3 separate regions of the Mus musculus genome follow, and all the other regions are linked to region 3. A link is a loop called in an ENCODE intact Hi-C map of the cell type or tissue named here. Cell type or tissue: heart. All regions are shown on one strand.

The links. A loop is a pair of places that touch in the nucleus more often than their neighbours do. Peaks named below come from ENCODE experiments on the same cell type or tissue, not always from the same donor. Only the 100,000 strongest peaks of a DNase experiment are listed, where the experiment ranks them.
Region 1: a loop joins it to region 3, with 2.2 times the contacts of the local background. A loop is called at or near these places in 4 of 42 quality-filtered maps.
Region 2: it touches region 3 in a loop (2.8-fold over the local background); 9 of 42 quality-filtered maps call a loop at or near these places.

Annotation. Positions count from the first base shown.
Region 1 is chr3:127,791,763-127,799,762 of GRCm38, forward strand. It overlaps Tifa (TRAF-interacting protein with forkhead-associated domain), which reads left to right. Exons shown (of 3, transcript NM_145133.4): 3 at 4,807-6,632. The coding sequence starts at 4,820. The coding sequence ends at 5,374. Among named protein-coding and RNA genes, the nearest start is that of Tifa, 5.9 kb to the left of the region's middle. In heart, a CTCF peak has its summit at 4,192 (motif pointing right); no DNase peak of the experiment used is centred here; H3K27me3 peaks cover 649 bases.
Region 2 is chr3:127,944,112-127,952,111 of GRCm38, forward strand. 9830132P13Rik (RIKEN cDNA 9830132P13 gene) reads left to right here. Exons shown (of 5, transcript NR_040552.1): 4 at 3,838-4,062; 5 at 7,539-8,000. Among named protein-coding and RNA genes, the nearest start is that of Gm35667, 23 kb to the right of the region's middle. In heart, CTCF peaks have their summits at 4,982 (motif pointing left) and 5,187; no DNase peak of the experiment used is centred here; H3K27me3 peaks cover 4,763 bases.
Region 3 is chr3:127,892,296-127,900,295 of GRCm38, forward strand. It overlaps Fam241a (family with sequence similarity 241, member A), which reads right to left and starts at 4,028. Exons shown (of 2, transcript NM_027482.3): 1 at 3,739-4,028. The coding sequence starts at 3,888. In heart, no CTCF peak of the experiment used is centred here; a DNase peak (open chromatin) is centred at 4,066; H3K4me3 peaks cover 2,497 bases; H3K27ac peaks cover 1,089 bases; H3K27me3 peaks cover 295 bases.

The DNA.
Region 1 (8,000 bases), 100 kb before region 3:
TTCATGTTTGACAACTTTGTGATGTCAGATAACAGAGTAATATACTGTGTAACACACGCATTGCCAAATGATACTTTACTATCGCTAATTCTATTTTATTCCACAAAAATATGATGGCTTATGGGTTTTGTAAAGAAAAAAAAATTGTTAGATATTTGAACAGATCTTCCTGTACCTGGTGTGCCCTGAGAAATCTCTCTTCTCCTGGCCCTTTGGTTCCCCTTCCCAAGACAAACATGGTTACTACTGCAGTCTGTTGGCCTTCTGTGTATTTGGTATTTAAAACTAGCAGAATTAAAAAAACTTTTGTTGAGCCTCTACACACCAGTGGCTTAAAAACCAACCAAACAAACAAACAAAAAACAACTACTACTCTTAAATTTGTTATGTTAATTATTCATTTCTGTTTTTCTACTGAATACTGAAGTGCCAAGGGTTCAAGCTACTTTGTAGAAGGTCCTTGGGCCTCTGGAAGTTAACAGATTAGTTATCTGCCTTCTCCACTCTCCAACCAACCAGCAGACTTGCCAGTGAATGGTAGGCCTGTGCTCCTATGCAGGAGTAAGGGTGATCAGCTTTTGCAGCAAGCCAATGCTTTGGTTCACATCCTCTTATGAGGCAGTGCAGGCAGCCACACTTCCCTCCTTAACAGTGGTGTGGGGTCCAGGTTCACAGCTCGCTGGCTATAGCACATGCATCTGAGCCCCCTCCTTCTCTTAACTTCTATAGTTTGCAAAGTATAACTGTGAACCCTGGAAGGGAGGCAGTTTGTGGAGTGCTAAGAGACAGTGCCTTGGGGTCTGGACCCTGGCCTTGGCACCTTGTTTTGGAGCGGAACCCACTCTTTACATTCTACCTAGCTCCATCTCTCTCACCTGTAAAGGGGTCGTTCATGGAGCTATTCTGAAGATGAGCTGGGATGGCACAAGCAAAGGACCCAGCACCCTGCCTGACACAGGAAAGGCACCATAAGCAGAAACCCTTCTAACTGTCAGAGTTTGTGGCCATTTCATCCTCCTGAGAGGTGAATGAGTTTCTCAGCCTAGAGTGGAGTAACATAGCATAGCCTCAAGAATCACAAGGACTCACCTCTGACACTCTGACACTCAGACTGGAATAGTGGTTCTTCTTCTTTTTTTTTTTTTTTTTTCGAGGCAGGGTTTCTCTGTGTAGCCCTGGCTGTCCTGGAACTCACTTTGTAGACCAGGCTGGCCTTGAACTCAAAAATCCGCCTGCCTCTGCCTCCCGAGTGCTGGGATTAAAGGCATGCGCCACCACGCCCCGCTAGCTTTCTCAGTTTCTATGTAGGCTCCAGAGACTTAACTCGGATTACCAGCCTTGTGCAAAAGCACCTTTACCCTCTAATCCTTCTCTCTGCCCCAGAGAAAGACCTTTGAGCGAGAGTGAACCCAGGGTCTCTCGCACAGGAAAGCATCTGCTGGGGGCTGGGAGCGCAACTCACTTGGCAGGGATCTAGGCACAGTCCTCCAACTGGCAAGGCAAATGCTTTACCAACTGAGCCATTTTCCAAGTTCCTCATTTTATCCTGACATTCTTACTTTCAGTTTTATTTTATAGATTTTTTTTTTCTTTTTTTGGTTTCTTGAGACAGGGTTTCTCTGTATAGCCCTAGTTGTCCTGGAACTCTCTTTGTAGACCAGGCTGGCCTCGAACTCAGAAATCCGCCTGTCTCTGCCTCCTGAGTGCTGGGACTAAAGGCATGCGCCACCACGCCCGGCTCCTGTATACATCTTTTAAACAAACTGGGAATATAGATGGGAAGTGGATGTCTCCCAAGATTCAAAACATCAAATAATTTTTTAATAAATTGCTAGTTGTATCATTGCATAACGTAGCGTAATTACTCTCATTCATGCTGTCTGCTTCTTGAATCATGAGACTCGATCATCATAATGAAAGTGTATTCAAATGACAGCATAAACTGGTTTAGTCAGTTCCACCCACTGCATGGTAGTTAGTTCTTGCTGGCTTTTGTTTCAATTGTTTTTGCCATGTTTGGCCCGAGACTGTGAGGATCCCTTTTGCTGGTTTTTATTTATTTATTTCTAACTTACACTGGAGGATCTCTTACCTTACCTTGCTCAGTGTACTGCAATAAAGTCCAAGAGATAGGGATGAAAAATTAAAATTAAAGATTAGCTGGGCGTGGTGGCGCACGCCTTTGATCCCAGCACTTGGGAGGCAGAGGCAGGCGGATTTCTGAGTTCATTTTGAGGCCAGCCTGGTCTACAAAGTGAGTTCCAGGACAGCCAGAGCTATACGGAGCAACCCTGTCTCAAAAAAACAAAACAAAACAAAACAAAAGTTAAAGATTAATGTCTAAGTTAACGAAAGACATTTTGCTTGGCGGTCATTTATGGGATAAATACATGCAGCTTGGTTTTAGCAGCACAACTTTGTAAAAGAGAGAAAAATAATGTCTGAAAAGCAGACAGCCCTGGGTATGAGGGGGAAGAACGAAGTGGCCTAGATACTGAGACTCGGTCTTAGTTCATTTCTATTGCTGGGATGCGACTCCATGACCTAGGCTTCCATATATAAGACAGAGTTTAGCTGGGGATTGCAGTCTCAGAGGGATAGAGTCCGTGCCTTCATCGTGAGGACCATGGCAGCAGGTGAGGGTGCTTGGCATGGCACCTCACACTGAAGCAAAACCGCCAAGCGGTGAGAATTAACTGGGAACAGAGTAAGCTTTTGAAACCTCAAAACCCTCCATCTCTAGACCTCCTCTAACAGGGCCACACTCCCTAATCAGTTCTATACAATTCCACCAACTGGAGACCAAATATTGAAACATCGGAGTCTATGGGACCATTCCCATTCAAACCACTATCAAGAAAACCACCCTGTCAAGAAAAACAGTAGAGTACAAGGCTGGGATATAGAAGGACCTGGAAAACAGTTGCAGCTTTTGTTTTCAAACCATGATAGTTTTGATATCAGTGTCTAAGGTAGATGGGACTTTAATATTAACCTATTTTTGCTTTGTTATAAACAAACAAAAAACCCCAGTACCAATATAAATTTCACTTAATTATAAAACCTCATTGATGGGGGCTGGAGAGATGACTCAGTGGTTAAGACCACTGGTGGCTTTTTTCAGAGGACCTGAGTTCAATTCCCAGCACCCACATGGCAGTTCACATCTGCCTGTAATTCCATTTACAGGGAATCTGATACCCTGATATTCGGGCAAAATACCAATGCACGTAAACTTAAAATGCCATTTCAAAATAGTTATTGAAGATTTTTGCTTTCCAAGCCCTAAATCAACATAAGCAGATAGAATCCAACTACACAAACAAGTGAGGGTCATTCAGAGGTCGCAGTGGACAGTCAGCAGCTAATGAGTGCTGCCTTCACCACACTTGGTGGAAGGTGGTATGTGGCTACGGCAACAAACAAACAAACAAAAAACTACCAATATACATGGAGCAATCAAGGTCCAGAGTGGAATATAATGTATTTCTATTTGTATGAGAGAAATTATTCTCTGTAGAGTAACGTGTGTGTGTGTGTGTGTGTGTGTGTGTGTGTATACATGTACATGTGTGCATGTTCACGTAATTATGCTTGTGTGGAGAACATGTTTATAAAGTTAAAGGCAGCTTATAGTGAGTGGTTCATTCTAGAGCAGAAAGATAAAAGATTGGAATTGAGAGATTTGTTTCTGAATGTTTTTTGAACTTTTAAGTGATATGTGCATGTTTTTAAAACTGTTAGTTTTTCTTTAAAATGGTAGTTCTGTATCAAGATAGCTTCAGGAATATTTAAGAAATGAAAATTTCTTTTCTGTTGTAATCCTGTAAATAGCATCCCTTCCCACTTGTACTATAGTGCTCTGGTGTATAGTGAAGTCTAGGTGGGTTCTGGTACCAGCAAGGGCTATGGGAGTGAGTAGCCTCTCGGGAGCTGTTAAAAACGTAATGTCAAAGCAAAACTATTAGAAATTCAAGACTTAATTTGATATAAATTAATTTAATTTAATGATATAAGGTGATACGATTGCAATTATTTATTTTTTAATTTTAACATTTAAATTTATTTATTTTTAATTTTAACATTTAAAATTTTTTTACTTTATATTTTTATTTTTTGTGCGGATGGATGTTTTGCTTGTGTGTATGTCTGTGCACCATGTGTATGCAATACCCAAGGAGGCCAGAAGAGGGCATCACATTCCCTGGAAATGGAATTACAGAAGGTTGTGAGCCACCATGTAGGTGCTAGGAATCTCAGCAGGCTTTTCCTCTGGAAGAGCAACCTCTTAACAGCTGCAGCATCTCCCCAGCCCTGTGTTTATAACCTTTAAGTTTCTTATTTTAGAAAGAGTTCACAATTTATAGTTAATCGTGTTATAATAGAATTAATAGACTGTAGGTTTTATTTGTGTATAGCTCCTCTGAGGATATTAAAACCCAAACCAATTTGTTCTTTAGTAGTCTCACTAGGTAGTCCAGGCTGGGCTTGAACTAACGATCTTTCTGCCTTAACTTCTCACCACCACATACTTGATTTAATTTTTAATTACAACCATCATATTTTTTTGTTTACATCACTATTTAAATGAGAAAGGAGTGAGACTTCCCTCTGCTTCCCCTACACCATTGTACTGTGAGCAATCTCATAACCGTCCACATTATAAGACTGGGCAAAGGAGAAATGAAACAAAGCAAGAGGAAAGGGCTAGTATTGTTCTTACTATAGGATCCCCTACCGCATTTTGAGCACACTCTTTGAGAGGGCAGTACAGGCTGAACTAACCGCATGCTTTGACCATTGCAGGCCGGGGAGCGTCATGTCCACCTTTGAAGACGCTGATACAGAGGAGACGGTCACTTGTCTCCAGATGACCATTTACCATCCTGGCCAACAAAGTGGGATATTTAAATCAATAAGGTTTTGCAGCAAAGAGAAGTTTCCTTCCATTGAAGTGGTGAAATTTGGACGCAATTCCAACATGTGCCAGTATACGTTTCAGGACAAACAGGTGTCCCGAATTCAGTTTGTTTTACAGCCGTTTAAACAGTTCAACAGCTCCGTTCTCTCGTTTGAAATAAAAAACATGAGCAAGAAAACCAGTTTGATGGTAGACAACCAGGAGCTCGGCTACCTCAATAAAATGGACCTGCCTTACAAGTGTATGCTCAGGTTCGGAGAGTATCAGTTCCTGTTGCAGAAGGAAGACGGAGAGTCGGTGGAATCTTTTGAGACTCAATTTATCATGTCTTCAAGACCTCTCTTGCAAGAAAACAACTGGCCAACACAGAATCCCATACCAGAGGATGGGATGTATTCTTCATACTTCACCCACAGAAGTTCTCCTTCAGAAATGGATGAAAACGAACTGTGAAGAGGGTCCAACTGGAGACACATTGAAGGATGAGGACACATGGGTCGGATGTCAAGAGACATCCTACTTCCGAGTTTGTGAGTGTAGCGTAGCGCGGCTGTCCTCATGCTGACTTTCGTTTTGGTAATAGCATTTGGAAGTCTCTAGACTGTGTTAATCATCAACTTAGTCAACTGAGTTTCGGCTCTACAAAGAATTAAGTGTACATCTGTAAGGGTTGGTGCATCAGACACGTCTTCTGGGTAATGAGGTCACCCTTGTTGCTTTTCTGCATGATGTTACCCCCATGCTTTGTCTTGGTGGCAGCCATCTCTTGGCCCGGTCACATCATTTCGTAGCAGCCTTTGTTTTTCAGGTTTAGAGCTCGGGCAGATTGCTCACTGGTGTCTGTGGCGTGCTAGCGCTTGTAGAACTAGAGTCCTGGAATAAGTTCTAGAGTGCTGAGTCACTGAGTCACCATGGCTTCCTTATGGAAAGACTTGGGAAATAGCTCCTTGATTTTCTTTCTGTGGAACGGTAGTGTCGCTTTCCTATATGTAGGACCTACAACAAACATTTAAAGAACACTGAGATGAAGATGGTTTTCTTACAATATTGAAAGTGAATTTTATGTATCTCACAGATTTAAAAATGGCAGAAATCAAAACTTTTAACAGCCTCTTTGCACATGATAAAGCCGGAGCCCAGTTCCTTAGTTGCTTCTTTGGAACTTCTTAAAGGAAAACATGTATTCTTAAAGGAAAACATCTATTCTTAGGCTGCCCTATAGAAGTCAGTACCTGTGAATATTTATATTAAATGCTTAATTATTTCTAAAATTTTAGTTTCACATAAAGTTGTATTTATTTAAAAGATTCTCATTCACTTCATTTTGGCTAGATTAAGATGAATGTTAGTGAACATTATGTAAAAGAGGATGAAAGCCATTAAGTTAAGATAAATTCTAGCATTACTAGTAAGTAAGGCACCCTGTATAGCTTCCTCTGTAAATGAAATTTAATGCTGTAACAGGTACAGGATTTTGGGTAGGGGAGGAGGTCAGGTGGGGGAAGTTAGCCACATTCATATTTTGTTTTTGTTTTTGTTTTTGTTTTTGTTTTTGTTTTCCAACAATAGCTTGCTTTGAAGCTCAGGCTGGCTTGGAACTCTTGATCCTCATACATCGGCCCCCTGAATGCTGTGCCTAGCTTAATGTAACTGTATTTCTGCAACAGCCCTTTGAAATTATTTCTAATAAACTGTTTGGCCTAGTACCATGTGAATGTTATCTGCAGTATGCCTCTTGCTGCAGATCACCAGTCAGTCACCCCTTGCCTATAAAATAAGACATCAGCTGCTGCCTCAGCAGGGATTGCTGCTATAGGCAACCCTTTATGTGCTAAGTGTCCAGGTGAGTATTTCATTTCTTGCCTTGTTTTCCTGCTGACTCCCGTGGTAAGCTGTTGTGTGTAGCTTTTCACTATCCTAGCTATGCTCTGGGAATCAGACTGAACTACCAGCCCCCTCCCAGCTTCCCTTGAATCCATGGATAAAACACACACACACACACACACACACACACACACACACACACACACACACACACAAATTGTTCCTTTTGTGCTTGCCTTCTTGGCACAATTGCTGGGCACTACTCTCTCCCACTTGTAAAAGCATGCCCTTATCATTACTCTTAGCTCTGTTCCTCCTACCTGCCCTAATTTTAGTCGGTCAGTTGAATCTAGTCCCTGCTAAACATCTCTGACCACCCACCTATAGGAGTGGCCACAGCCCACAGCTCCTCACGAGACCTCACATGATTGCCTGGTTCTCCCCTCTCTCCTCCCTCGAATCTCCCCTTCTTCCAGGAAATGGTAAGTCCCGCCTGTACATCCTGCCCAGCAGGTGTCCAGGTGTCCATGTGCTACCTGTGGGTATGTCATGACATAGCAAGGACAAATGAATGCTGCAGATAGAATTAAGGTTGCTCATTTGATGATCTCAAGTGAAAGAGATCAACTCAAGTAATAATGGGGTCCTTAAAAGGAGGAGGGGGAAACAATGGTACCAGAAGGTTGAAGTGTGACACGGGCTTGGCAGACTAGTATAGGCTTTGCACTGGGAGGAAGGAGGTCATGAACCAAAGCAGCAACATCTTGGAGACAGAAAAATGTGCACAGATGTCTATGTGCTGGAAACGGCATGGAAACCTGGTATGGAAACCTTAGCAAGAATCTAAATCCCAAGGACTCCTGCCGTTGACTTCCACCCACAAAACTTTGTTGCAAATTACAGCAACTTGTTATAGTAGAAAAGAGAAAAGAAACATACTCCCTCTTACGTATGGTTATTGTCTTAGTTATTCTGTCACTGTGGAGAGACAATCAGAATCAAGGCTACTTATAAAAGGAAACATTTAATTGGGGACCTTGCCCACAGTTTAAGAGAGTGAATCCATGACCATCATAGTAGGGTGGCAAGCAAGCAGTCATGGCTCTGGAGCAGCAGCTGGGAGTTCACATCCTGATCCAAAGGTTGAAAGGGGAGAGAGAGAGACTTGGACTGGCTTGGGCTTTTGAAATCTCAAAGCCTCTCCCCTCAGTGATGTATCTCCTCCAACAAGACAACATTCCCTAATCCTTCCTAA
Region 2 (8,000 bases), 52 kb after region 3:
AGTGAGCTCCAGGACAGCCAGAGCTATATAGGCAAACAAAATAACAAACAGACAATCGAACACAGCGGATGTGGTATCAGGTTTGGCTTACTTCAGGTTTGGCTCCTTCCCCTTTGCTCTCCCAGTGCCACTGTGTTGGACAGTCTCAGTTCTTTATGTGACAAGCCCTTTTAGTCCCGCTGCGTGTTGTTCTGTTTCCATTCTACCCTTCACCTTGCTAACCCCTATGAAGTCTTTACTCACCAAATTATATATCCAGTCTGAGAGAGGCTGCTTATGTTTCTTTAATAAAATACACGTTTCTATTTCTTGCTCACTGTAATTTAGGATTGCATGTTTGGGTTCCTCTTGTCTGAGTCCTTCCAATAAACCCTGAGCTCACTAGAGAAGACAACCTATAAACAAATCCAAGGTGAAGGCTGGAGACTTAGAGGTACTCAGTGTCCCCGCACACTCATACCTCCGATGAGGTTTCACTGGGTTGCTCAGGCTGGCCTTGAATTTACCCTCCCCTTGCTACAGTCTGTCGAAGGCTGGGAGTATATGCCGCTTCAACAAATAGATATTTTTTTTGAATCATGAACAAAGCAAACCATTTTGTTTGATTATATTGAAATGGTCATGGCATGTCTGAAGATTTTTATTTTAATGCTGTTGTCTATGGTCGACATCATCTGGGTACAGATGAATAATTTAGAGAAGGCATACCTGGGCAACTTCAGTGTAGGCGGTGTGCAGCATAAATTAACAGGCATAAAAGCCGAGGCTGTGGTAAGGGGTTTGTGAGAGTCTCCCAGTAGCTTGGTAGCATATGCAGTGGATGGCAGTTGCAGAGCAGGCTTCGTTCTGTATGCACCTCCGTTCTTTATCGTGAGCTTCTTGAAAGGGCTCATGTGAAATGAACTGTTCTCTGCTACTAGAAAAGCAGAAATGGGGTTGCGGGGGATGGGGTCCTCTGATTTTATTGGAAACAGCACCTGTGACACCACACTCACATCTGTTCTTCACAAGGATTTTGAATCAAGCAAATGCTGACAAGAATACATTAAACAATAACAGAATAATGCATTGTGGACTAAGAAATGATCTGTGGAAGGAAAGAAGAACTCACATTAAAATAGAGGGGCAGGTTTGGTGGTTGTATATGGGATGGATCCCCGGGTGGAGCAGTCTCTTCTTTCAGTCTCTGCTTCATACTTTGTCTCTGTAACTCCTTCTATGGGTATTTTGTTCACCAGACACTATTGTGGATGGCAATAAGTACTTGCTGACAGGAGCCTGATATAGCTGAGAGGCTCTGCCAGTGCCTGACAGATACAGAAGTAGATGCTTATAGTCATCCACTGGACTGAGCACAGGGACCCCAATGAAGGAGCTAGAGAAAGAGCCCAAGAAGTTGAAGGGGTTTGCAGCCCCATAGGAAGAACAACAATATGAACCAACCAGTACCCCCAGAGCTCCCTGGGACTAAACCACCAACCAAAGAAAATACATATTGGGACTCTTGGCTCCAGCTGTCACACAGGATGGTCTAGTTAGTCATTAATGGGAGGAGAGACCCTTGGTCCTGTGAAGGCTCTAAGCCCAAGTGTAGGGGAATGCCAGGTCCAGGAAGCAGGAGAGGGTGGGTTGGTGAGCAGGGGTAGGAGGTAGGGGGTGGGGTGGGGGATAGGGGATGGGGGACGGGGTTTTCAGAGGGGAAACCAGGAAAGGGGATAACATTTACATTTGAAATGTAAATAAAGAAAATATCTAATAAAAATAGAGGGATAGAGAGAGTGTCTTCCTTCCTGATTGTCACAGAATGCTGAAGTGGAAACAGGTTCGTCCAGCATTGGTAGAATGAGATACCCTTAGTTTTAGACGTTAAAAATGTCAGTGTTCTCAAGGCTGCTTGTTAGGACCACAGCTGGGAAAGGCCAGTTCACAGGGCGAGTGTCTTATCTGGTTATGGGAGCCGGGATCTGGCATGGAGACAATAGAATGAAGTAGGTGGATCTGTAAGGTCTCAACCAGGAAGATTTGCTGATTTCTCCCTTATTTTTATTTGAGTGTTTCTATCTGCACGTTGACCCATTTCCCAGATTCCACAGGCAATAGCTGCTGCCTTCTATTTCACGCTCACTGACACGGAACTGTAACAATTCAAAAACTTCTTTTGTCGGAACCATGCATGCCAGCTTCTTGGCTCCAGGTTGTTCTATGTAGTGTGTGTGTGTGTGTGTGTGTGTGTGTGTGTGTGTGTGTGTGCACTTGGATGTACACAGGCTTCTTCCTTAAGTGTACACTCAAAGCATGAACACAGCTGAGCAGACTTCTTCCTAAAGTGGATTTTCTAGGATGGTAAATAACGTGGCTAATACATAGCATTAAGCTAACTCTGCACTAGGTGGTATGGATGAAGAGCTTGTGTGTGGCTCTTTCATTTAATCCATGTTAGATATTCATAATGTAGGAATCACTGTCATGATCTCTGTTTTATAGATAATGAAACTGAGGGCTAAAGACGTCAGAGTCTTGCCTGATCTGAGCTCAGAGGCTTTGGTCCTGGATCCTGTGTTGGCCTCTCTCGATGAGGACCTATCAAGAGTTGCATTGAAAGGTGTGACAGAGGGAGGAAAGGAAGGCAGGCGTCCATGTGTCTGCCGTGTGACCTGTCCAAGAGAGGCTGATGCTGACACCAGCATCGTGTGGCGTTGCAGAAAAAGCCTTATGCCACCTGCTCTCCATGTGCAAAGAACTCCACCCCACCCCATTCCCCAATCTGGTTATGACAAAGGGCCACCATAAAGGCAGATTAGAGGCATTTCTTCTCAGTCATCTGGGAGTATAAGATGTGTGTGTGTGAGTGTGTGTGTGTGTGTGCGTGCGCGCGTGTGCATGCCTGCGTGCGCATGCGTGCGTGCATGTGTGTGTGACAGCTTCCAAGTTCCTTTTCCCACAGTCCCTTAAGCTTACATAAATGCTCTCAAAAATCATCCCCAAGCAAACAGTGATAGAATAAACAGTGTTTCAGGGCTTCTCTCCTTCACTGAAGGGCTAGCGAAAGAATTCTGGGAAGTCTTCCTCTCTAGAGGGTTCAGTGCCAATGGCCTTTGAGTATAAACAGTACTAAGTTTAGAATTTGTGTATATCTCAACTTAACCTCAGCTCATGGTTATCACAACAAAGAACTCCGATACATGGTTTCTACTCCTTAGAACTCTCCATAGCTTTGAATGTTACATCCTGCCTATCTTCGTGAAGTATATACCAAAAGAGAAGAGGGCTTACAATGAACAAGTTATGCACACGAAGCAGATGCTGTCATTTCTGTTTGTAATGAGAGGCATTTTTGTTTGACTGTAGAGAGGTTTTTTAAAAATTATTTTAATATATGAAATTGTAAGGAAAAAAATTAATAGAAAATATTTCCCATTAAGAGCTTGCAGCCAACGTGTAGGGAACAAACAAGAACTCACCATGGGCACAGACTTAAGTAGCTCTGAACAGAGATGAAGTTCAAAGGCATCCCTTGACCAAGAGAGGCTACCACTCTTGACTCTAAACGTGATCTCTGAGCTTGACTTCCAGCTGCCAGACATCCAGAGTTGTTTTATCCTGCATTGGGGTTCTTAGAATGATCTAAAGTATTTCTCCTTACTTTTTCAGGAACCCCCAAGAATCTCGAGCCTTCTCGATCTTGGGATTAACTTAAAATTGCTGTTTTTGAACCCTTAAAATCCTAGACTCCCAAGCATTGCAGTCACATAATTCATACTTTCTTTCTTTCTTTCTTTCTTTCTTTCTTTCTTTCTTTCTTTCTTTCTTTCTTTCTTTCTTTCTTTCTTTAATCAGAATTGGATCCGAAGAAAGCTGGTGGCAGCTCTCCTCTCCCATCTGTCCTCTCTGAGATGTAAGAATGGGAGCTCTCCTTACCGCAGGCCAGTTCTTCCTTTCTACCTGGCTACACCGGTGCCCTGGCATGCGTCTGCTCTGCTGCCCTCTGCTTTAAGTTTCTGAGTAAAGATTTTCAGAAACAAAGGACTCTGCATCAGCCTTATCCACCAACCAATGAATCAGGTAAGAAGTATTACTTTTCTTACACTTCTCTGATAGAAAGCAAACTTTCCTTTTATCTTAGAGTTAGTATATATTGATGATAAAAATAGGTTGAGCCGAGAGTTTTTATCCACACAAATAATGAACGTTCATTGTGCTTTCCACACGTCCAGCACCTCCTCTTACTGTCCTCTGATCCTGATATCCTTCCTATCTGCAGCATCTGACTTAGAAAGACAACAAGCATCCCTGTAAAACCTCATGTTTGGAAACTAGCAGGTTCGGGCAGAGGCCAGGAGGCCAGAAGTTTTGCAGATCTGAGTGTTTCCTAACTGCCAAGCATGCTAATGTGCATCTGACTTCTTTCTCTGTGAGCTTGACGGTCATGTGACCTACATCTTGCAACACTGCCTGTTCGATTGTACAAGCCGTTGGTAGGGTAAAACTAAACTGTAAAGATTTGAGTAGCATGAGCGTCACACAGTAAGTAAGCTTTTAGACACTGACTGACCTGGTCTCCCACTTTGCCTTTATCACTTTATTTAACCCTAATCACAATTTTATTTAAAAAATATTAATTTATTGAGATAATAATATAATTACATCATTTCCCCTTTTCCTTTCCTTCCCTCTAAACCTTCCCATATATTTCTCTTTGCTCTCTTTCAAGTCCATGGCCTTTTTTTTCCATTAATTTTTAACATGTATATGTGTTCCAAAATGCAAAAATACAACCTGCTCAGTCTATGTTACTTGTATGTATGTTTTTAGGGCTGACCATTTGATCTTAGATAACCAGCTAGTGTGTTCTTCACAGGGGAAGACTATTTATTTACCTGTAGTTTGTTTTGTAGGGTGGAGGTCTGGTGATCCCTGTCGGCTGTTGGAGAGGCCTTAGCATCAATCATTAGGTCCATTTGGGCCATTGCTTTATTATTTTCAAAGCCACAGCACCACCTACTGGCATATTGAAGAACAGTTCTGTATGTTAGATGGAGGAGAGAGAGAGAGAGAGAGAGAGAGAGAGAGAGAGAGAGAGAGAGAGAGAGAGAGAGAGAGAGAGAGAGAGAGAGATACTCCTGATGTCTTGGTACTTCTCTGTCCCCTCAAGCAATGACATCCGCTCTTGTAGACATTCTGACATGTCCTGTTTCCATTCAAACTAAGTGTTTCTCTGTTTATTGCTTAGTTTGTCTTTCTCCTGTTGCTTGAACGGGATATGTGCTCCTTCTTCGCTGATCCAGGCTGCTAAGCCTCTCAGTCTCAGATCTCAGAAGCTACCTCTGCCTGATAGCAGGGAGGACCCTCTCTGTGTACACTGTCCTTATGTCCAGCCACTGCCTTCTGAAGATCTGGCTTCTGATTTTTCAGTCCCTGTAACTTGCCTCTTTCTCCACAGAAGTCTTACTGCATGGACATATTTTTGAGCACGAAGACTCTTTGTCTTGACTTCGTTTTTCTTCCCTGGATGGACCCTTCATGACATCAACTCGGGAAAAAGGATCCTCTGAACTGGCTGAGCCCTCAGTGGGTTCCATAGTGACTGTCTTGCGTAGAACCTATAGGCCCGTGTTAAGTGTCTAGATACGCACCTTTCTCTTAAAACAGTTTGATTTAGCAGGGGTCACGAGGCCCTGAGGGCTGCATTTTAATATGTGCTTTGGGTGTAGGGTACAGACCTCGTACCTGAGAAATCCTAGTCTATGGGGTAAACTGTTCTTCCAAGCACAGACACTACTCTAGGTGGCTGAAGTGGTCCCTAGAGCTCCATCCTCTGCACGATGTACCTGCCTTTCTTCTCTAGGCACCTTCTGTTCTCTTTGATTTTTTTCTCTTCACACCCCTTTAGCTAGAAAATGCCTTCTTATCTTTTAAATCCCAGACCAAATACCACCTTCTCTTTAGGGATCTTTTATTTTATTTTATTTTATTTTATTTTATTTTATTTTATTTTATTTTTTTACTCACATCTTGCTTTCCCCTTTTGTGTACAAGGTTAATCTATGATCTTAAACTCAATTACAGTGCACATTCCAGTGTTTGTTCATATCTTGGGTCTAGCTATCTGTGGCCTTGGAGACATTGGAACTATAAAGCAGTTTCCCCAGCATGGTCAATGACCTTTTTTTTTTTTTTTTTTTTTTTTTTTTGCATCAGAGTCATGTAGAACATATAATGCCTGAATGAGTCCCATCCCAGATCTACTGCATAAGAATCTCTTCCATCCAACTAGCAACCAGGCCCAGGCCTGTTTAGTCTCCGAAGTCAGATGAGATGGAGTCCGGTCTGCGGTTTGATGAAACACTGGAGTCAGAATCTTTGGAGGAGGGGTCAGGGGAGGGAGTGTGCAGCCTGCAGTCGTTAGAGCAAAGAGTTTAGTGAGCCTTCTTCTGTCCATTAGCTCTTCAGAGCCACTGTTGTATCAACTGTAGACATTTGAGATGCCAGCTGAAGGGGGAAAGCCTGCATCAACTGCATTAGTTGACAGGACTTATGCTGGGCCAGTGCATTCAGACCTTTATGCGAAGCAAGGCCAGGGTGTTGGCTTCAGTGTTGGTCGGTGGCTTAATGGCTCTGCCAGTTACTTCCTACTTTGCACAGTCATTTGTTTTCAATTGGGGCCGCAGCCCCAAATGTAAAAGTATATGCTTGAGTGTAGCATCTCCTTTACTTATTAAACCTTTTATTAAACCACAATCTTTTTCTTTGAATTTCTTGGCTATAGACTCTACCGGCCTCCTAAGAGTAAAAGGATGAGTTACAACGTGGTCTTCCGCTTCTTTCTTGTGGATTTTGCTCCTGAACAAGTTGAGGGATCAGCAAAATAGCATAAACACTAGTTCAATGAGTCTTCTTGTTTCGTCTTTGTCTTTTTAACTCAGATGGTCTGGAGTACCTATCGACAAAAGGCACTCCACTCCACTTATCACCTTAAGAAACATTAATGGAAAAGTGTGTTAAGAATTTTCTTATAGTTCTGTAGTCGATAGCAGCATAATTACTGTGTATTCTTCATCCTAGACCAGCTCCATACTGAACTCTACTTCCATTTGACTCTCAACAATGCCAACAGTTTGACTCTGTCAAGGGAGCATAGGTACATATTGGCAGAAGACACAAGATTAGCCAAAATGACGAGAATTGTTTTATAGTCTGTAACAACGATTAAATACCTAGTGTGTGATGCAAGAAACTCATAATGCCCACCCCAGAGAAGCTTGCAAAGTCTATGTGAAAATATAATCACACACAAGCAGGCAACAGAGGGATCTGACTTGCTTTTCTGTTGCTGTGATAAATTACCCAAACAAATGCAGCTTAAAGGGAAAGCTTTGATGTTAGCTCACAGTCTGAAGGCCTAGCCCACCAGGGCAGGGATGTCCAGGCAGCAAGAGCTTGAGGCAGCTGGTTAAGTGGCTTCCACAGTTGGGAAGTAGAGAATGATGGTCACTCGTACTCAGCTTTCTCCTTTTTTTTTTTTCTTTTTTTTCTTCCAGAGCTGAGGACCGAACCCAGGGTCTTGCGCTTGCTAGGCAAGCACTCTACCACTGAGCCAGAACCCAAACCTGGATGTTAGGGTTGCTCTTCTCACCTCAGTGAACTGAACCTACATAGGCTCCACAGGAATGTCCAAAGGCCTGCCTCCTATACGATTCTATATCTTGTCAAACGACAATATTAACTTTCCTAAGGAGTGAGAAGTTTTTTTTCATAAAACTTACTTTGAAGCCATTACAATGTTGGAGGCTGTCTTAGAGTTTTACTGATGTGAAGAGACACCATGACCAAAGCACCTCTTAAAAAGAACATTTAATTGGGGCTCGCTTACAGGTTCAGAGGTTCAGTCCATTATCACCAAGACAGAAGCATGGCAGCATTCGGGCAGGCATGGTGCAGGAGGAGCTGAGAGTTCTACATCTTCATCTGAAGGCTGCTAGCAGAATACTGGCTTCTAGGCA
Region 3 (8,000 bases):
CTGAAGCCCACAGAGGAGGGTTAATTAACTCACCGAAAGCTTCAGTTCTAAGTACAAACCCATCCAGAATCCACACGCAAACCCTACCTCTAGTGACAGATCAAAGGTTACCCCATTATTTTCTGAATCACCTTTGAAAACCTTTGATACGCACTGCCATAGAAGTCCATCTTCTTACTTACTTATATTTCTAAGTCAGTATCAGTCTTTGTAAAATTCTAGGCACTGCGACAGGTGAAAAGCAGAAATGAAGCATTGTTAGTTATTTTGAAGGAAGCAGGGGGAATCTCTGTGAGTTCCAGGGTAGCCTGTTTCACATACTGAGGTCCACACCAGCCAGAGCTGCATAGTGAGACTGCCTCAACAACCAAAACGACAAAAAGCAGGACATCTGTTGAATGCACCCCTTGGGGTGCTGCAAGTCGCTTCCAGGAGCTTGGCTCTTTCCAACCTACTTTCTCCACTTGTAGGAATCTATTTCAACATCAACAGAAGTGTGATGATTACTAGCGCATATTTTTTAGACAGTATTATTTATGAAACAAAGTTTGAAGTCACCTAAGTGTGCACTGTTAGGGGAATGGACTACTGGGAAAATCTAAAAGTCATTCTTTCATGGGATTTTTCTAATATGGGGGAAATAATGCTCACTTTCTTTTCCTTTTTTATTCTTTCTCCTCTCATGTATTACATCCCACAGTTTCCTCTCCCTCCTCTCTTCCCAGTTCCTCCCACCCTACTACCTGCTCCCCCAGATCCACTCCTCCTTCTTTCCCTTCAGAAAAGAGTAGCCCCCCCCCCACAAAGGGAAAAATCAGACAGAAAACTTGGCTGAAGCGCATGATGTATACATGGGTACTTAAGCCAAAACAGATACAGTAACCCCAAAGTGCTGGACTTCAGGGTATCACTTGGAATAATTCCTTACAAGTATTTATTTTCTTCACATGTATTTTAGAATTCCTGAAATACATATTATGTATATAATCACAAAATTAATATTAATAATTCTAAAGTCAATTTGGGAGTCATGGGATTGCCCCCATGCTTTCTGTAAATACAGCCATCTCAGGTTATCGTGAATCGTAATCTATGTTGTATATGAGCAAATGCCACTGACATTACAGACATGAGTAAGACCTAGAGAGGTTTAGCCTTCCAGCCGTCCAGCAGGGGACTCATCTTCCACAAAACCACCAGGCAGTCACTGTCAACCATAGACTTGGATCATCTCTCCTGAACAGAATTACAAATTCATGTGGACACAGCTCTCTAAGTCTAGACTCCCCGGTTCCCTGGATAGCTACACACATTACTCCTTCTCTAGAATTCTTATCTCTCTTAGAGGCTGGCCTTGTACTTCTCGTGGGACACAGCTTCTTTTTCTCAAGGCTTCCTTTTTAAGGAATCCTTGATTTTAACAAGACCTCTTTTGTCACTCATCCCGCCTGGGAAAGGATTCAGGCTGAAATGCTAGCTTAGCTTTTCCTCAAATGGAGTCTCGGCTAAGGACAAACTGTAAAGTATGATGCTGACAATATGTTAGTTACAAATAAACCACCTGTATCCACAGCCGTGTTTCAGAATCTCAGGACGTAAAGTGAAGGTGCGTTCTGATCGGGCGTTTTAGCAACAACAAGGCAGAGGGAAAAGAAGTTTTGGATACATGTTTATACAAGTCTTCCAGGTTGAGGGAATGGGCCTTCCAGACAGAAGAAAGGCAGAGATGGGAGAGATGTATGAGGAGACTGTAGGCTGGGAACTAACCCAGCCTGCTTCTTATCAGAAAAGGAAACAGAAAGCGAACAGGATAGAACATGTAAGATTAGGAACTGACAAAAAGCAGATTCTGGAACCCACCACATTGGCCCCGCCCAAGAGAAGAAGGCATTGCAGAGGGCTGTGGCCTTCAGTTCCCTCTCAATGTCTAGGAGGCTGAGGCTCTGGAAAAGCAACTGAATACACTAAGCAGAAAGACGGCAGGAAAACGGCCACTGCCTCCTTTCAACCTAACTAGTTTTGCTTCCATTTTGGTTTCTGTCATTGATTTTCTATGGAAAAATTCTGTGTAAATTTTAAATAGTTTAGAAAGGAATTTTCCAGAATTATTCAATTTATAATTTGGAGTTCTGGTATCCTTAAAACCAATCCAAAAAGAAGAACAGGAGAATATCTCCATGATGAAAAATTAAAATGACTTTTTGGAATGTTTTATGTTGTTAACTCTAATTCTCCTTCAGATAGTATGTGTACAAAAACAGCTCTATCTATGTGACATTGCATGGATTTTTAAATTTCATTTGCAGGTTGTAAAAAAAAAAAAAAAAAAAAAAACCAAAACAAAACCCTAGATGATAGGCTTTGTGATACTGTTGCCAAACGATTGATCACAAAAGTTTGCTTTCTGCATTATCGAGTTGGGCTGTACCAGTTCTGAGCTCCTGATAAGAAGTTCCCAGGTGCTGATATAGTAGGATCTCAGGTGTGTTTTTTTCCATGAGTGTGAGGACTTAAGAGTATACAGGTAAAGTATGTAGCAAAATTACAACGACACAAGCAACATGCAGAAGCAGGCAGGAAAATGAAATTTCATAGTACAATAGAGGAAGCAGGCATGTGATAGGGTATCTATTCTCTAGAATGTATATTTAATTTTTTGTTTCATCCCCTTTCCTTGTTCTAGTAACAATATCAGTAAGACTAGAGTTCCTGGCGCTGTCCATGTCATTGTATTGCTAAGGTCCAGAGATGGTTAAGGGAAGGATTTCACATATGCCATTACAACCATTTGCACATTTACTTTTGGAAAGGGAGTTTTAGTTGCTGGCTGTGTTTTCCAGTTGAGCAAGAGTAAGAGGAAATCAAGACCTTCTCTATTGAGACATGCATGGTACAGTTTGGTAAGAACACCGCCCGCAAGGGCACCAGCAAGATCTCCTAGCTACCAATTTATTTGCTTCAGTCACTGGCTCCTATATTGTCACATAGATGAATAATTACTGTCTACACGGTGATCAAGCCCACATTAGCATTATTTTTGTTTCTTAAGTAATGGGTTTTATTAATGTATTTAGTTATTAATGTACTTAGTGATATTAGAGGACAAGTTACAGGTATTATTAACTGATGATTCCAGAAGTCTAGGCTTACTTATGTGATTTCTAAAGGTCTTTGTATCTGGGGGATTTTTGAGTAGCTAATTACTGTACTGCCTGTAAAAAAAAAAAAAAAAAAATCGTCCCACGTAGAACTCCATCTTTACATTCAACTGCTAGTCTAGTCTTACAGATATCTGATGTTATAATTTCCCTTAGTCTTCTCAATGATATCCAATTCTGAGAACTTTAAAAGTACCCAGTTTCCTTATTATGTCTGTTACTAAAGCTTCCTTCCCTTTGGTGCTCACAGCAGGCAATTTTCTTTTTTTTTTTTTCCTTTCCACTTCTAAAATGAAGTTCAGCTCTGCTCGGTGGTGCTGTGAAACTTGCTCTGGGAGAGTCCCGGTGTCACCTAGGCACCGACCCGTGCTTCCCGATCCTCTGTGCGGGCCGTCCGCCCACCCCGTCCAGGGCGCGTGCAGTGCTCGGAATTCGAGCGCACGGCGCGCCCACGTAGCGCAAGTTGCCGGGTGGTTTTGAGGTGAGGCTCCGGAGGGCATTTCCACCGAGCCCGGCCCCGCCCGTCAACCGCTCGCCGCGTGCCCAGCCGCCACCCCGCGGCCCGCGCGCCCGCGCTCACCTGCTCGCCCTCGTCCTGCGGCCGCCGGCGCCGCGGGCTCGCCCCGTGCTCCGGCTCCTCAACCCGCCCGGCCGGCGCCGCCCCGTCCTCGTCGCACTCCCCGCCGGCGCTGCCGGCGCCGCCCCGCAGCAGCTTCCTGGCCGAGCACATCCCACCGCCGACTCCGGCCGCCCGCACGGCTGCCGCTGGCCACACCGGGACTCCCGACGCACACGGGAATCCTTAGAAGCGCGCCCGCCGGCCTGGGGGCCAGAAGTGCAGGAGCCGCCCGCCCCTCCTGTCAGCCGCTCGCCCCACCCCCAGCTCGGGGGCGGAACCCCGGGGGCGGGGGCGGGAGGAGGGGCGGGGCCATAGCGGACCGCGGCCCAATGAAGGCGGGACCTGGTGGGTTGGGCAGGGTACTGGGAGGGGCGGGGCCAGGGAGGGGCGGAACCAAGGGAGGTGTAGCATTATTCCAGTTAGTGCATGAAACTATGAATGAGGCCATAGGCTCCTGAGGGAGGTTGTATGTGTCTGACACCTATTAAAGTATATGACATCTGTGAAATTGTGTATCTGTAACTATCTGTACACAACAGACAGATATCCTGTGGTGTGTGTGTGTGTGTGTGTGTGTGTGTGTGTGTATGTGTAAAAGACAGAGAGAGAGGAAGAGAGAGAGTGTCAGAGGTGAGGAACACTGTAACAGACTACATGAGGGAGATTATGTATGAAATCGGCCATAGGTGCATGAGGGAGATTGTATCTGACAGGTTTTTAATGCATGTGAGAGCCCATGTGTGATTGTGTGTGAGTAACTATACACACACACACATACACACACTTAGATGTTGTGTTTAGTGTGTGTGTGTGTGTGTGTGTGTGAGAGAGAGAGAGAGAGAGAGAGAGAAGGAGGAGGAGGAGGAGGAAGTTATGTGTTGTGAGAAAGTGTGTGTAAGAAACATTGTAACAGACTGTAACCAAGTGCTTACAGGAGATTATATGAAAAAGACCATTAGATGCATGAGACCCTGTCTGATAGAGTATTATAAAAGCCTGTGTCTAATTGTGTGCCTGTACACAACAGATTGTGGAAGACTGTATACCAGAGTCTTTTGTGACAGGACAGTGTGGGAGATCATAGGTGTTGAAAGTTTGTGTGAGGATGTAGGTATACAGAAGAGGGCAACTGAGAATAAGAAGCTCATATGAGAGGGAGCTGTGTGCATGAAGGTGTGGGCACATGTAAGAGGTTCTGGGAGTGTGAAAGACCACCCAAACACACAGTATCCCTCCATACCAGCTGCAGCGGGCGCTCAGCTGTGCCTGGGTGTGCTGTTGGCTGCTTGTGCCTAGGAAGGAATGCAGGCTCTCTGTCGCTTGTTCCTCCCCTTTTGCCTCCTCTCCCTAAGCATCTCTGAGTGACCATGCCTATTTCTCTCTGCTTCCTAGTGTGTGTGGCTTGTGGGAGCCCTGGGCTCATTTCCTGGTCTCTCTGCCGTAGTGTGCATTTCTAGAAATGGTTTAAAAATTCTCAGCGACTGGTAAGAGAGAGAAATCGAGTTTCTTTTTCTTTTTTCTTGCTAGCCCATCATATAAGGGTAAACTGGGGGGCATGAAAGTAAAACAACGAATGGTTTTGCTTTCCTTTAATCCGTGCATTGAGGAAAAGGTTATGGTGTAGCTGGTATATCAGACTGTCGATGGAAATTATTTCCTATTTAACAAATAGGCCCAGAGACGAGTAACTCGTTTGGGAAAGCCTCTTTTAAAATGCCTTCAGGGGCTGGAGAGATGGCTCAGCGGTTAACAGTACTGACTGTTCTTTCAGAGATCCTGAGTCCTATCCCCAGCAATCAGATGGTGGCTCACCACCATGTGCAATGGAATCCAATGCCCTGTCCTGGTATGCAGGTATACATGCAATAGAGCACTCAGATACATAAAATAAATAAACCTTAAAAAAAGAAAAGACTAGTACCCAAAATGTCTTTAGGCCCAGCCAAGGAATTAAATAGGCAGGGACTTACAGGCTTATTTTAAAAAGTGGTTTTGTTTTGTTTGGGCTAGGCAGAAGCTTGTCCCTTTTGCTCACACCTAACACACACACTCTCTCTCTCTCTGTGTACTCAGTGTCTCACAAAAACACCCTTTCTTATACCCAGTCTGTTACACTTTGTAATGTAACCTAGTTTCTTTCTTACAACAGCATCTCACAAATCCTTCTTAATGGTTTCTGCCAAACATACACCGTCCCTAGAGACAAGAAAAATATGCTTTTGGACATCACAAATTAGAAAAAAAAAAGAATCTGGCTTAATGTCTGTCTTAAAGGTCTTTAAAATCTTCGATGACAGCAATAAATATTGTATGTACATAATCAGAAAGAGGAAAGCATTTAGTGGGAAAGGCTGGGAGGACAAGAAAGAGAGTGTAATGGTGTGTGTGTGTAAATATGACCAAATACTCTCTCTTCTCCTCCCAGCTTTTCTCACTAGACACTTCCCTCTTTCCAAACAGGGTGGCACTGGCTCCTGGTTATATACATTATCATTCTTTTTGTCTAATGGCAACATTTCATTTGAATTTTGGAATTTTTCTCTTGACTATTGTTCCCTATAAATGATCTTTAAGAAAAACCAACTCGCCGGGCGTGGTGGCGCACGCCTTTAATCCCAGCACTCGGGAGGCAGAGGCAGGCGGATTTCTGAGTTCGAGGCCAGCCTGGTCTACAAAGTGAGCTCCAGGACAGCCAGGGCTATACAGAGAAACCCTGTCTCGAAAAACCAAAAAAAGAAAGAAAGAAAGAAAGAAAGAAAGAAAGAAAGAAAGAAAGAAAGAAAGAAAGAAAGAAAGAAAAAAAAAAAACAACTCTAGGATCATATGTAGCAGCCCAGAGAACCTTAACCTTCCCTGCCAACCCTGTGGACTTAAGACATTTGTGTCTCTCCTTTGCATGCTTGCATTAATACAGAGAGTGCAACAGCTATGCTCTGATCCATTGGGCAGAATAAAGGGAAGCCTCTTGGATCGGTGAGAGCTCAAATAGCAGGAGATGCACACAGACGGGTTAGTGAAGACATCCAGAGCTTAGCTCGCTCAGTGCATGAGTCCTTTAGAACATGCTGTCTGATTTTCTCTTAAACATTCATTCCTTCTCCTCCTCCTCCTTTTCCAAGACAAGGCCTTGCTTCTGAACACCAACTGGCCTGCACTCAAGTCTCTCCTGCATCTACCTCCAGGGGGCTGTGACTGCTGCTGCATGCTACCGGGCTGTCACAGGCTCCTTAATTCTTTGAGAAGTGTCATTTAATGTTTCAGTAGGTCGTTACTGATGGCTAGGAGGCATTGAGCTCAGACAGATAGCTCTACTCTCAGGAAACTTCCCCTTTAATAAGCACATTCTAGTATGCTTCTCTTGGCCAAAGTAAAATAAAATAAAAACTTTTACCAAGGCATGGGCAGAGTCCTATGTCCATAGTCTCTTTCTATGATACACATTTGGTTTTTTTTCCCAAATGATATGCTTTTGTTCCCAAGAATTTGTTTTTCCTAGAGACCCAGAGAATTACATCTTGCTGCAAATCTAATAATAGTATCTACACAAGACATTATTCAGATTAAATCCCAGATCATACACTTTCAAGTGCATTTTATGGGAAGAGTGGGCTATTTTTACTCTCTGAGCCATATGAGTAACAGCTAAAGAAAGCTATCAGCCACTTGCCCGTGGGAAATATAAGATTGTTATTACCTAGGCAACCACAACATGTCAAACTGAAATTTTTTTCTAGTATATTTGCCTGTTTCCCCAGGAATTAAGTGGAACAGTTTACTTGTTTACAGAGAGTCCAGTGTAGCACAGCATGGCCTACGCAGTTGCTGTAAAGATGACTTTATATCGCACTGTTACCCCTTTATAGCTTTTAATACTCCTTCACTTGATTCATTCGCTCATCTCTCCAGCTGTTGTCAACTTGACACATCATCTCTCCAGCTGTTGTCAACTTGACGCAACCTACACATTCTTGGAAAGAGAAACTTACCATTGAATCTCTTGTATCAGATTGCTATGGCAAATCTATACGGCATTTTCTCAGTTTCTACTCGATGGAGGATCTGGTCCACTGTGTGTGATGTCATCCCTGGGCAGGTGGGCCTGGGCTATGTAAGAAAATTAACTGCAAGTCAGCATAAGAAAGCCAGAAAGTGGCAGTCCTCGGGTCTTTCTTTACTCTAGTTCCTGCCTTGAATTCCTGCCTTGACTTCCTTCAATGGTTCGC